Linked DNA regions of Homo sapiens: region 1 is linked to region 2. The links are chromatin contacts, found by Hi-C in ENCODE. All regions are on one chromosome and are shown on one strand. The core of a region is the stretch at or near the end of the contact, and the rest is flanking DNA. Distances in the headings are between cores, read along the strand shown.

Region 1 (2,931 bases), core at 325-2,824, 240 kb after region 2:
AAAAAAACAAATAAGAAAGAAAGGAGGGAAGGAAGGAAGAAAGGAGGGAAGGAAGGAAGGAAGGAAGGAAGGTAGGTAGGTGTACAGTGTGTACAGATTGACAATAAAACCTTGAACAACGGGATATCGAAATTCTTGCCCACACAGTATGGGCTTTGCCAGTTTTCAGATACATTTTTATGAAGTATTTTCGCTGGCAAAACCATTCAGGTAGGGGCATGAAATGATAGTGTTTCATCACTCGTGATCTCTAGGGGCAGCTATTCCAAAGACTACAATCTGAGAGGTTTCAAAACACCTCTGGTGTTTTCACTTGATGGCCACTGCCCACTCTTCCAGTCACTAAGGCTGAGATTTTTCTCACCACTTTCAAAACAACTTTTTGTCACTGGTAACATGCCTCATGTGACCTAGAAGATTTTGAAACAACAATTTTACTTAAACTCCGTGAAGATTTCAAAACAACAATTTTACTTAAACTCCATGTTGAAGGCAAAAAGGAAGATTGTGTGAAGCACTTTGAGGAAGGAAAAAATGATGGAACGATATTTCATCAAGGAAGCCCATGAGGAAGAAAATTTATTAAAACCAAGTAGGTGTATGGAGGAGAGGCCGCCTCGTGAAGAAAACGAACATAATTTTACGCTGATTTGGTGTCTTTTCTGTTTTTCTCTTGTTGGTATCTACATTCATCTTTTCCAATAATAATCCCATATATGTACATTTTTATCTGTTTAAATTCAGTAAAAGTTGGGAGGAAAATGTGTCAAAACTTTTAGAGTGTGATGGGCTGAGTGGGGTTGTGAGTGATTATCTTCTTTTTTCAGTTTTTTTCTGGGTTTTCCAAGTGTTCCTCGATGAACATGGATAGTTTTTCTGACAGGATAAAAAAGAAGTAGTCCGGGACAGTGGCTAACACCCCGAATCCCAGCACTTTGGGAAGCCGGAGGTGGGAGGATCGCTTGAGGCCAGGAGTTTGAAACCAGCCTGGGCAGCATAACGACACTCCCTCTCTACGAAAAACGAAAAAAAATAATTAGCCGGACGTGGTGGCGTGCGACTGTGGTCCCAGCTACTCGGGAGGCTGAGGTGGGAGGATCGCTTGAGCCCAATAGGTGGAGGCTCCGTGAGCTGAGATAGCGCCACTGCGCTCCTGCCTGGGCGACAGAGTGAGAACCTGACTCAAAACAAAGAAAAAAGGAAGAAAAGAAAGGAAGGGAAGAAGGAAGGAAGGGAGAAGCTTTCAAAAATAAACTTTTGTAAGAAGTAATGACACCGCTAGCCGTCCACACCAGGAGACCGCCTAGCCGTGGGGCACGGTGGGCTCCTGGGAGCTCTGAGCTCTGGGCTTTCTCCAGTTCGCACTCTGCTTGTCTCGGCAGCTCCGTCCCCACCGCAGAGGTGTGAAGGGGCGCAAAGCCAGCGAAGGGAGAACCCGGGTCGGGTAACCCCCAGGCCTGGCCAGGCGGACGCAGGGGCATCTCGGGCGAGGCGCGCCTTGCGTCACGTGGGCACCGCCCCTGCAGTGACCGGAGAACGGCGTGTTCCTAGGGCTCTGCTGCCGTCGTGGAAGCAGGATTTCCGCGGTTGTGTAACGGCCTGTCGCAGGCGTGCAGGGACCTGGACTCCGCCTCGTCCCCGGGGCTCGGGCAGCCGAGCCATGGCGGGGAACTGTGGGGCCCGCGGCGCGCTGTCGGCGCACACGCTGCTGTTCGACCTGCCGCCCGCGCTGCTCGGAGAGCTCTGCGCTGTTCTGGACAGCTGCGACGGCGCGCTGGGCTGGCGCGGCCTGGGTGAGTCGGCGGGGACCGGCCGGGGGCGGCGGGGGAGCCCAGCGCGCCGCGGGGCCCGCTCGGCGTCGCCCTGCATGGCTGGGGTCCCTCGCGGGGCTGGCGCGGCCTCCGGGAAGTTCCCGCCAGGGAGCCGGCCCCCTCCTTTCCTGGGTTGGATGCAGAGACTCCCTGGGACCCAGATGCCTTCCCTCCCTTCTCTTTCAAAGAATTTTGGGTATCGCTGCAAAGTCAAGGGAGCCGAGGCCTGGGAAAGACAGATAACCAGCGTGAAAGCATCTTCTGTTCGTCCGCGATGCCACCCTCACTGGGTTCGCAATGTATGATGTCTTCTGGTCCTTGCAAAATCACCCCAGAACATCATTTTAGTATTGAGACATTTTTAGAACTTTGAGATACTTATCCTTTGGTGTTTTCAATGCATCCCTAAGCCCCTAACTTAATTACAAGTGAAATGCTAAAGTAAACTACGGTTTGCAATGAACGCGGCTCCTAATTTTCTTAATTAAATCTTATTTACCCAATTTCGTTGAATGAAGGTTTATGCTAAAGGGTGGCTTTTTATTTTAATCTAAAAAAATTGGCTTCAGAACTGTATTTTATGCAGACATTGGAAAGTTGAGCAACTGCCTGCTGGAAGTGTTGAGTGTAGCCAGAGATAATTCGGACAAAAATCTTCGTTTTGTTAAGTACAGGCATTTTTGGTTAGATTTGATATTCCACAATGTCATGTTTAATGTTTATTGAAAAGAATCATGATTATGTCAAAATAACTTAGCTTTAATGGTCTGAAATAGGATTTTTCTTACCAGGACTAGCAGAAGGCCTAAGAGGAGAGTTTTCTTTGTTACTGATGAACAGTATGGTGACAGTCTTTGAATTGTAGCAATGGGCTTCTGGTTATACAAAAAATGTTTATATATTTTAAGCTCTGTAATTTTAAGTTATGGCCCTTAAGAAAAAAAAAAAAGTCTGATTTCTAGAAAACGAGATTTCCAGTGTGCATTTGAGGGATTTTGAGGGATAAGGTCACTTCCCCATCAGATCTTTTTGAGATGGATTTTGGCGTGGACAGTATTTATACCCGTTGATTTCCTAGAGTTACTGACTTTGAGAAAGAAAAGTGTTTTTAGTCCAGTTT
Region 2 (2,891 bases), core at 382-2,881:
AGCTTCACGTGGTATGTTCAACTCATGGGGTCTTTGAATTCTCACCACTTTTTTTTTTTTTTGAGGCAGAGTCTTGCTCCGTCACCCAGGCGGGAGTGCAATGGTGTGATCATAGCTTACTGCAGCCATAACCTCCTAGGCTCAAGCAATCCTCCCACCTCAGTCTCCCGAGTAGCTGGGAGTACAGGCATGCGCCACTATACCTGGCTAATTATTTTTAATAGAGATGAAGTCTTGCTAGGTTGCCCAAGCTGGTCTCGAACTCGTGAGCTCAAACAATCCTCTCAAAGTGCTGAGATTACCGGCATGAGCCACCACACCCGGCCACAGTTTCGTTTTAACATCTGTTAATCCAAAAAATTTCTTCAAAGTCCTTTGGTGATTTTGTCAATGCTGCTATTGATGTTTTGTTCTGGGAGGAAGCTCTCTTTCACCCCATTGTATTTTAGAAGTTTCAATGCAACCATGGAATGAGGATTTTCATTACAAGCTTTTTGAAAGGTGCAATAGTCTCAACATAATGAACTCAAAATCTCAGTGCATTGAAGGGTTTGCATGCCAAGTTGACCAAGTGCCTAAACTGTATAAACTCCCTATGTGCACACTTAGAATTGGATCATCAGATTTGTCTAAACAACTTGAAAGGCTTTGCTATCTGTTCACTGAACAGTCATTATGATGTACACACCTTTAAGAGGGACTCAGCCCCTCCACAACTGATAATGAAGGAAGAATCTCCAAGTGAGGTGAGGCAGCTGGACTTTGCAGGTCTGACTCTTGTCCCCTGCGATTCACTTTTCATCAGCAACCTGGAGGAATCAGAACTAGGCCCTGCTGAACAATCTGGAGATGAAAATCAAAGCCGGGAAGTACAGCTTCTCCTGGATTGGATCTCGATTTGACTTTTTTCTTTTTTCTTTTTTTCAAGGAACAGACTGGGTTTCTTCAGAGCATTATATCAGGGATTAAGAGAATCAGTAGACTCGGGTTGTTTTGGTTTTAGAAAAAGATCTCAGACGATTATTTAAATTCCCTATGCCTTGGTTTCCCTGTGAGAAAATGAAAACAGTAAGGCCTGGACCCTCCCAGTAACAAAGGGGCAGATGTTAAAAATATAAAGGATTCTAGCTTTCATATAGGAAATGCATGTGCAAAATATTACTCATTTATTAAGGTGCATGAAAATTTACTGTTAACAACACAGAAGACTAATATGTATCATTGATGTTATTCAGGTCTTATAAAACTCTAGTGGCCAGTCGTGTTTTTAATGCCAAGAACCCCGAGGAGCAACTGGTTTCTAAGAATCAACACTTAGTTCTGAGCCGAGAGATGCCCCAAGGAAGATAAGAGACTTACAGTTTGTTTGGCGTCCAAAAAGCTTTCCAGACAGCAGTTTGTTTCCTTTCCCTTTTTATGAATGGTGGTAGTATTATGCTTCAGTCTGCGTTTTCTACCAAAGCCATTCATAAAAATAAAAACAAAACAAAATAACAACAACAAAAACTTTCTCGGCACAGTCTGGAGCCATTGGGTGCCAGAGGCTGGGAAAACATCCTGGCAGCCATAACCCCAACCAACATTGAAAGTATTCAAGGGTCTGTTTGTTTGGTGGTCTGAAAAGTATGAAGTGCTGTGTCTGAGGGTAGCTGGTAGAAGTTCCGTGACACGGACTAGGCCGGGAGCCAGGGCTGGCAGAGATTCAGACATTGTCTTTCCCCTCATTGAAGTGTCAGGACCTAATTCATGGAAAATTGGGTGAGCTGGCAGCTCTTTCAGAGGATTTCATTGAGCTGCAGTGTGCAGGAGTCACATGAATGCGGGAGCCTCTGCCAAAAAAGGAGGGGGATTTCTGAGCAGTAGGAACCAGTCAGCCTGCAAGAATGTATGTGGATTTGAAACGGTTTGGGAGTAAACATGTGTACAGGTGTAATCAACAGGGAAAAATGGGAGGAAGATGAGTGCTCTCTTCTTCCAAATGACCCTTTGGAAATGAATCCTCTATTAGCCCACGCTTTTGTGTCCTAAGAGGCAAGAAGTCCTCATCGTTCTTGGTTCGATTTTCCCTGGAGAAAACATCATCTCAAAACTTGGGCTTTTGTGATGACGTCATCTTTACTGTGATTTAAAGTCAAATGGAAGAACGTCTTTTCCTTTGAGCAAAAGTACCTTGCCATTTATTTTATTTTTATTCTGTCCATCTAAAAAAAAAAAGCTCTAATGATTTTTATATGGAATTTTTAATGTACCAGCAATAAACCACTGTACCACTGAGAGGAACTCTGAGAGGAAGGGGCTCTCAGAATGAATGAACAGGGGCTAGTGAATAGTGAACGTATCCTAAGTGCTGTTATTTGGGAGAACTGGTGCAAGAAAGCATGTCGCTATCCACATCAGAGTACCTCAGGTGTACTCACAAATCTCAGCGATGTGTAGATAGAATAATACATGCCTATATTCAGACATGAGAGTGAGGACTGGAAGCAAATAATCCATCGAAAAGCTCAGGCTTCAAATCCATCTTTTATAATGCCAAAGAAATAAGAAGTATTCTCTAATACTCGATTGGAAAGTTAGGCAGGCAGAAAAACATTCCCTCGGATGTTTCACTCAAAAGAGGAGAGTTTTGCTCTACACATACAATAGATACAGATATAACACAATATAACACAATATTCTTCCCATGATACCACGAAGAAACTGAACAAACTCACAGAATTATTTGCAAATCATAAGGGACTTGAATGCAAAACATTAAAAGAACTCTTACAACTTTGTTATGAAGAGATAGCAAATTTTTTTTAAATGGGCAAAGGATTTAAATAAACATTTCTTCCCAGGAGACATATAAATGGCCAATAAGCACATGAAAAGATGCTCAACATCATTAG

What was found. Hi-C counts contacts between places; a loop is a spot of excess contacts on that map. Pooled maps may share reads with other maps.
Region 1: a pooled map shows a loop between it and region 2 (1.8-fold over the local background). The contact joins the promoter of IRAK3 here to the promoter of HMGA2-AS2 in region 2. A Hi-C loop is called at or near these places in 1 of 50 pooled maps.

Annotation. Positions count from the first base shown.
Region 1 is chr12:66,187,640-66,190,570 of GRCh38, forward strand. IRAK3 (interleukin 1 receptor associated kinase 3) reads left to right here and starts at 1,575. Exons shown (of 12, transcript NM_007199.3): 1 at 1,575-1,793. The coding sequence starts at 1,661. RefSeq lists silencers at 1,680-1,729, 1,750-1,909.
Region 2 is chr12:65,947,076-65,949,966 of GRCh38, forward strand. It overlaps HMGA2-AS2 (HMGA2 antisense RNA 2), which reads right to left and starts at 1,632. Exons shown (of 4, transcript NR_199060.1): 1 at 1,360-1,632; 2 at 689-1,049. All of the region lies in intron 3 of HMGA2 (high mobility group AT-hook 2), which reads left to right.